2 separate regions of the Homo sapiens genome follow, and region 1 is linked to region 2. Evidence: chromatin loops called from intact Hi-C (ENCODE). Cell type or tissue: chondrocyte. All regions are shown on one strand. Each heading gives the region's core, and the rest is flanking DNA. Links, peaks and the distances in the headings are about the cores only.

What was found. Hi-C counts contacts between places; a loop is a spot of excess contacts. Peaks named below come from ENCODE experiments on the same cell type or tissue, not always from the same donor. Only the 100,000 strongest peaks of a DNase experiment are listed, where the experiment ranks them.
Region 1: a loop joins it to region 2, with 5 times the contacts of the local background. A loop is called at or near these places in 1 of 110 quality-filtered maps.

The regions. Positions count from the first base shown.
Region 1 is chr22:44,523,055-44,525,961 of GRCh38, forward strand. No RefSeq gene overlaps it. Among named protein-coding and RNA genes, the nearest start is that of RTL6, 26 kb to the left of the region's middle. In chondrocyte, for the core only: no CTCF peak of the experiment used is centred there; no DNase peak of the experiment used is centred there.
Region 2 is chr22:44,447,267-44,450,173 of GRCh38, forward strand. No RefSeq gene overlaps it. Among named protein-coding and RNA genes, the nearest start is that of LINC01656, 5.4 kb to the left of the region's middle. RefSeq lists enhancers at 738-1,401, 1,581-2,780, 2,249-2,388. In chondrocyte, for the core only: no CTCF peak of the experiment used is centred there; DNase peaks (open chromatin) are centred at 1,195 and 2,171.

The DNA.
Region 1 (2,907 bases), core at 176-2,675, 76 kb after region 2:
GCTTCCCTGGCGGCCCACACAGAGCCGCCTCCCTGATGGGCTTGCTGTGGGATTCGGTGAGTTACACAGCTCATGGCAGGGCAGGAGCTGTCACTGAGAGGTCTGCAGGGCAAGGGCAAGGGCAAGAGGAGAGAAGGGAGGGCGCCCATTTGTGCTTCGAAGCAGCCGCCCAGGCCATTGAATGGCAGTGGGCCTGGGGGAGCTCAGAGCATGTCCTAGAAGATGCTGTCAGGATGGTCCAGCCTGGAGATGGGGCCTGGGATGAGGGGCTGCGGTGAAGATGGGGGTAGAGAGGCAGACTGGATACTGTGAAGAGGCAAAGTCCTCAAGATTTGGTGATAAATCAGGAAAAGAAGATGAGGGAGAGGGAAATGTTAAGCATGACCTCTAGGCAGAGCGGCTGAGTGGGTGGTGGTGCCAGCCACGGAGATGGGGAGCTCTGGCAAAGAACCAGATGTGGGGACCACTTCCCACCCTGCCCTGAGGCTACCAGCCTGGCTGTGACCTCTCAAAGGGAAGACTCCATGTCGAGAGAAAAGTCAGAAAGGTCCCCCAGCCCAGACAGTTCAGGGAATTGTTTTCCCTAGAGAGTCATCACAATTTTTTTTTTTTTAAGACGTTTTGCTCTTGTTGCCCAGGCTGGAGTGCAATCACACAATCTTGGCTCAATACAACCTCCGCTTCCTGGGTTCAAGCAATTCTCCTGCCTCAGCCTCCCAAGTAGCTGGGACTACAGGCGTGCACCACCACACCCAGCTAATTTTTTTGTATTTTTAGTAGACACGGGGTTTCACCATTTTGGCCAGGCTGGTCTTGAACTCCTGACCTCAGGTGATCCGCCCGCCTTGGCCTCCCAAAGTGCTGGGATTACAGGCATGAGCCACTGCACCCGGCCAATTCATCACAGTTTTTAAAAGCAATTGAAGTGAAGGTGATACTGAAAAACAAGTCATAATAATGACTGTTTCCTATAAGTTTGAGAGATTAAATTTGTATCAAGCTGGCTATGGCCCCAAGGCCAGAGAGATTGAGTTGTGGATTCCTTTTCTTTCCAGCTCCTCATTTCTACTGAATTAGAAAATCCCATCTCACAATTCCCGACCTTTGACAACGGCAGGCAGCACACTATGGCTCCTTCTGGAAAAGACAGGCTGAGATCACACAAGAGGCAGTCACTTTTGACAGATTTCTTGCAGAAAACGGATCCTGCCACTGCCAGACTCAGTCAAATGCTGGAGAGCAGGCTGCAAGGAAGATAACAGGAAATGGGCTCCTCACCCGCTTTTTCACTGTGCTCAGCTCTGGACATAGTTCACATTTGGTGGCAGCTCGTGGATGTGATCCCTTGTGTCTGATCCTCAACTGCTTTTCCCAGCAGTTCTATGATTTGGTCTTTTTGAGGCATCTGTGACTTTCCTGGCCTGAAACAACGGGTCCGGGGCCTTCCTGGTACTAAACAGACACTAAATGGATCCTCCTTGAGCCCCTGGACATCTGGCAGGGATATCCACTCACTTTATCCGTGTCAAGAAGCAGAGGTTTATGTGCTGTTTCGTTTCAAATCTCTTCGTGAGAATGTGGTGCCTCCTGTCAGTGACCTCCCAGGGAGAATTCAGACGCCTCAGCAGCTGTGCTTCGTCCTGCTGTCAGTGATTCACGTTAATTCCTTCGATGTGAGGCAAAGTTAGGGCATGGAATTTTTTTTTTTTTTTTTTTTTTTTTTTTTTGAGACAAGTCTCACTCTGTCATCCGGACTGGAGTGCAGTGGTGTGATCTCGGCTCACTGCAACCTCCACCTCCTGGGTTCAAGCAATCCTCCCGCTTCAGCCTCCCAAGTAGCTGGGATTACAAGCACAAGCATGCACCACCACGCCAGGCTAATTTTTGTATTTTTAGTACAGACGAGATTTCACTATGTTGGCCAACTGGTCTCGAACTCCTGACCTCAAGTGATCCACTCAAAGTGCTGGGATTACAGGCCTGAGCCCCGACGCCCAGCCAGGCACGGATTTGATGGTTGCCCCTACAGGGAATTAGATGGTGACACATTGTAAGAACCAACTCGAACATGCCTTTTCCAGTCCACACCATGGCTACCAGAAAATTATCATCCTCATAACTTAACTCTGTGAAAAACCTCTTTTCCTGAAACATGGGCTTTCAAAAGTCAAGGAAGAAAAAGGGACTTCTCCCTCAGGTTTGACCAGAAGCTGTTTGGCATGGTGGTTAAGCGTGTGTATGGAGATAGTTGGCAGGGCATGCACCTCTCCACTGCTAGCTAGCTGTGTCACCGTGGGCAAGGTAGCCTGCCTCCATGTCCCTTGGCTTGTTAGTTATAAAATCTAAATAATAAAAGTATCCCGTATTAAATAAATACATAAATAAAATAGAAGTAAATGTTACTGAATGCTTGCAAAGTGCTTTTAGCACTTCCTGGCCCAAGCACGTACTCACAAAATGCTAGCTGTGATCACAATCACTTTCCTCAAAACCATCATGCTTCATACCGAACCTGTCAGGACCTGATTCACCCTCTTTGCAGCAGACGTTTTCCTGGGTAAAGAGAAGTGACCGCTGACAGGCACATATCCAGGAATTGCTCTTCCACATTCTACGTCCGTGCTGTCAGACAATATGCCAGAGTGCCACTTGATAGAGGATTCTGCTGGTCCTTTAGTTTTCTCCCCGAGCATCACATTTGGCACTAATTTGGGGGTTGCTTTCACTACCTCCTCAGCAGCCACTTCACCTCCTCTGCTTTCGCTACAGAAAGAGCAACTTTGAATGGTGTTGTTTTTGTCTCATTTCAGCCTTTATTAGTGAAATTACTCAATTTTCATGGGCACGCCTGGTTTTGTGCTTGAAATGCGATTTCCTTGCCAGAGAGATCCCCACACTTTCCTTGAA
Region 2 (2,907 bases), core at 236-2,735:
TAGTAAATGTGAAGATGAGCACTCGTAGTTAGTTCCCTTCAACATTTTTTTTTTTGTTTTCTTTTGAGATGGAGTCTCGAACTGTCGCTCGGGCTGGAGTACTGCAACCTCAGCCTCCTGGGTTCACACAATTCTCCTGCCTCAGCCTCCCTAGTAGCTGCGATTATAGGCGCACACCACCACACAGGGCTAATTTTTGTATTTTTAGTAGAGACGGGGTTTCACTATGTTGGCCAGACGGGTCTCAAACTCCTGACCTTGTGATCCACCCGCCTCAGCCTCCCAAAGTGCTGGGATTACAGGCGTGAGCCTCCGCGCCCGGCCCCTTCAACATTTTTTAGAGAATCTCCTGCCCATGTACACCAGGAGACACATCCCAGATGTTTCTGGGAGCACTGTTTGTAACAGTAAAACAAACACAATGAAACTTTTTTTTGTTTTTGAGATGGAGTCTCGCTCTGTCGCCCAGGCTGGAGTGCAGTGGCGCAATCTCGGCTCACTGCAAGCTCCACCTCCCGGGTTCACGCCATTCTCCTGCCTCAGCCTCCCCAGTAGCTGGGACTACAGGTGCCCGCCACCACACCTGGCTAAAGTTTTTGTATTTTTAGTAGAGACGGGGTTTCACTGTGTTAGCCAGGATGGTCTCGATCTCCTGACCTCGTGATCTGCCCACCTCGGCCTCCCAAAGTGCTGGGATTACAGGCATGAGCCACCGTGGCCAGCCACACTTTTTTAAAAAAAGAAAAGAAAAAAAAGAGGGAAGGGAAGGGAAGGGGAGGGGAGGGGAGGGGAGGGGAGGGGAGGGGAGGAAAAAGAAAAGAATGTTTTCACAGCAGAGGTGTCTAGTCCTGGGAGGGGCTGGTTTGCAAGGGAGTGAGCCCCCCCATCACTGGTGGGAAGGTGAGTTGAGACTGATGACTACTTGTGAGGACGCTGTGCTCTGAGGTCTCATTTGTGCTAAGGTTCCGATAGCTGGCCGGGTACAGGGTCCCTGTCTGATATAACTCCTGAGACCCTGGCTTTGGACCAGGCACAGGGGCCATGCTCCGTGGACATCTGAATGAATGAAAAAAATGAATGAACAAAGTGGTTGCAGGCACCGTACTTCACCGCCCATGCAGACAGCCCTGCCGTCCGGACTCCCAGGGAGCCCTGGCCTGCATTCTCGTCTCCCAGGCATTCTGACTCACACGTTCCCCAGGACATGGAGGGCGTCCAAGTCGTGTGGATGTGTGGCCCTGCAGACTGAGCTGGACTCCTTGAAGAAGAGGACACTGTTGCCCCTCCTCTGCACGCATGTGCCCTCCGCTCTGTTGGCTGGGGTGGAGATGGGGCATCCCCTCTCGGGGTAAGACAGGCCTGGGGGCTGTTGCTGCCAGAGCCACGTCTTTGGCTAATGATTCATACTCTCTGAGCCGAAATCTCATTATTTGCATAATGGAGAAAGGAATACCTCCCCAGAGGGCTGTTGTGGGAACCAGGTGCAATTTTATGGATAAGACAGTTCTATGTAAATGTCAAGGCTGGACCCAGCTGGGGAGTTATGAAGCCCTGCAGGATGGCAAAAGCTGTTTCAAAAAGGCTGCCACGTGTTATCCTACTTAATTCTCAGCACAGCCCAATAACCTAAGTAGGACTGTGATCCCCACGCTACAGAAGTGTAGAATGAGGTTCAAAGAGGTCAGGAACCCAAGCCACACAGGGGCGTGGGACAGCCTCCATACAAAGTCAGGCCAGAGCCTCGCAGGGACCCGTAGTACCGACTGTGTTTGAGGGTCAGCCCCGTGCTTTCTGTTGCTCCAGTCTACCCGCCCCCTGACCTGTCAGCAATGCCTCTGAGAGACGGTGGGCAGAAGGGCAGTCATCCATGGATCCCCGAGCCAGGGCCCTTGCACATGACCTCAGATGAGAGGCCGATGGTGCCAAGGCCTTCTGAGTCAGGCTTGGGTTCAAATTCCTGCTCCACCACTGGGTGATGAAGTACAGGACCTCCTTCCCGCGTGGTTAGAGGGCACTCCGCACCCTGTCCATCCTGGTAAGTCACTTACTTTGGCCAATGGAATCAAGTGAATGCCATGTGACCAAAGGCCTTAAGAGTGCCCTTGAGGTTTGCACTCCGGTGATCGGCCCCGAGATCGGCTGGAGCAGCCTGGGCCAGGAGCTGACCCAGACCCGTCCCTGTCGACCGCACACAGGCCGAGGTTGAGTCACCCGGGCAAAGCCAGTTGGGATCAGCGGAACCACAGTCAACCTGCAGACCCGGAAAAGGGGAAATCACATGCCTGCTGTGCGTGCTGCCCAGGCCTGGGGTGTCTGTGAAACTGGCTTAGTTTGGAAATTCCTGACTCATTCTCTGAACTGCTGATTCATTCTCTGAGCTTCGGCATCTTTGTCTATTAAATGCTCCCTCCTTTCAGGGTTCCTGGAGCATGATCCGAATCAACCATGCTTCCTTTGAAACCCCAGGGTCGCCTGCAGAACAGATCTGCTACATGGGTGCATGTAGCCCCCCCACGCTGGAGGCTCTTTCTCTGCATGTCTGTCTCCCCTGAGGGACCAGGCCGTGCTCAAGGCAGGGCTGGATGGGCCCACATCCCTGCCCAGTGCCTGGCCCAGAGCCTGGCTTGGAGAAGGCGCCCAGGAAATGTCAGGTCCTTGCCACCAATAACCCTGCCTTTTAGGGCATTGTGTGGGGTCCGTCCATTGTTGAATCTGGAAGAACCCCCGGTGCTGTGGGGCCATCCCTCCTCCCTGAGCATGCGGGCACAGGTGCCAGGGCTGCCCATGCTGCATGAGGATTACAGGAATCCTGAAAGCAAAGGCTCGGCTTTGGGGTGGCTGTGGAGGGTGTGGCTTTAGCAGACTGGGAATCCTTTACATCCCAAACCCAGGACGCAAGCAAGGCTG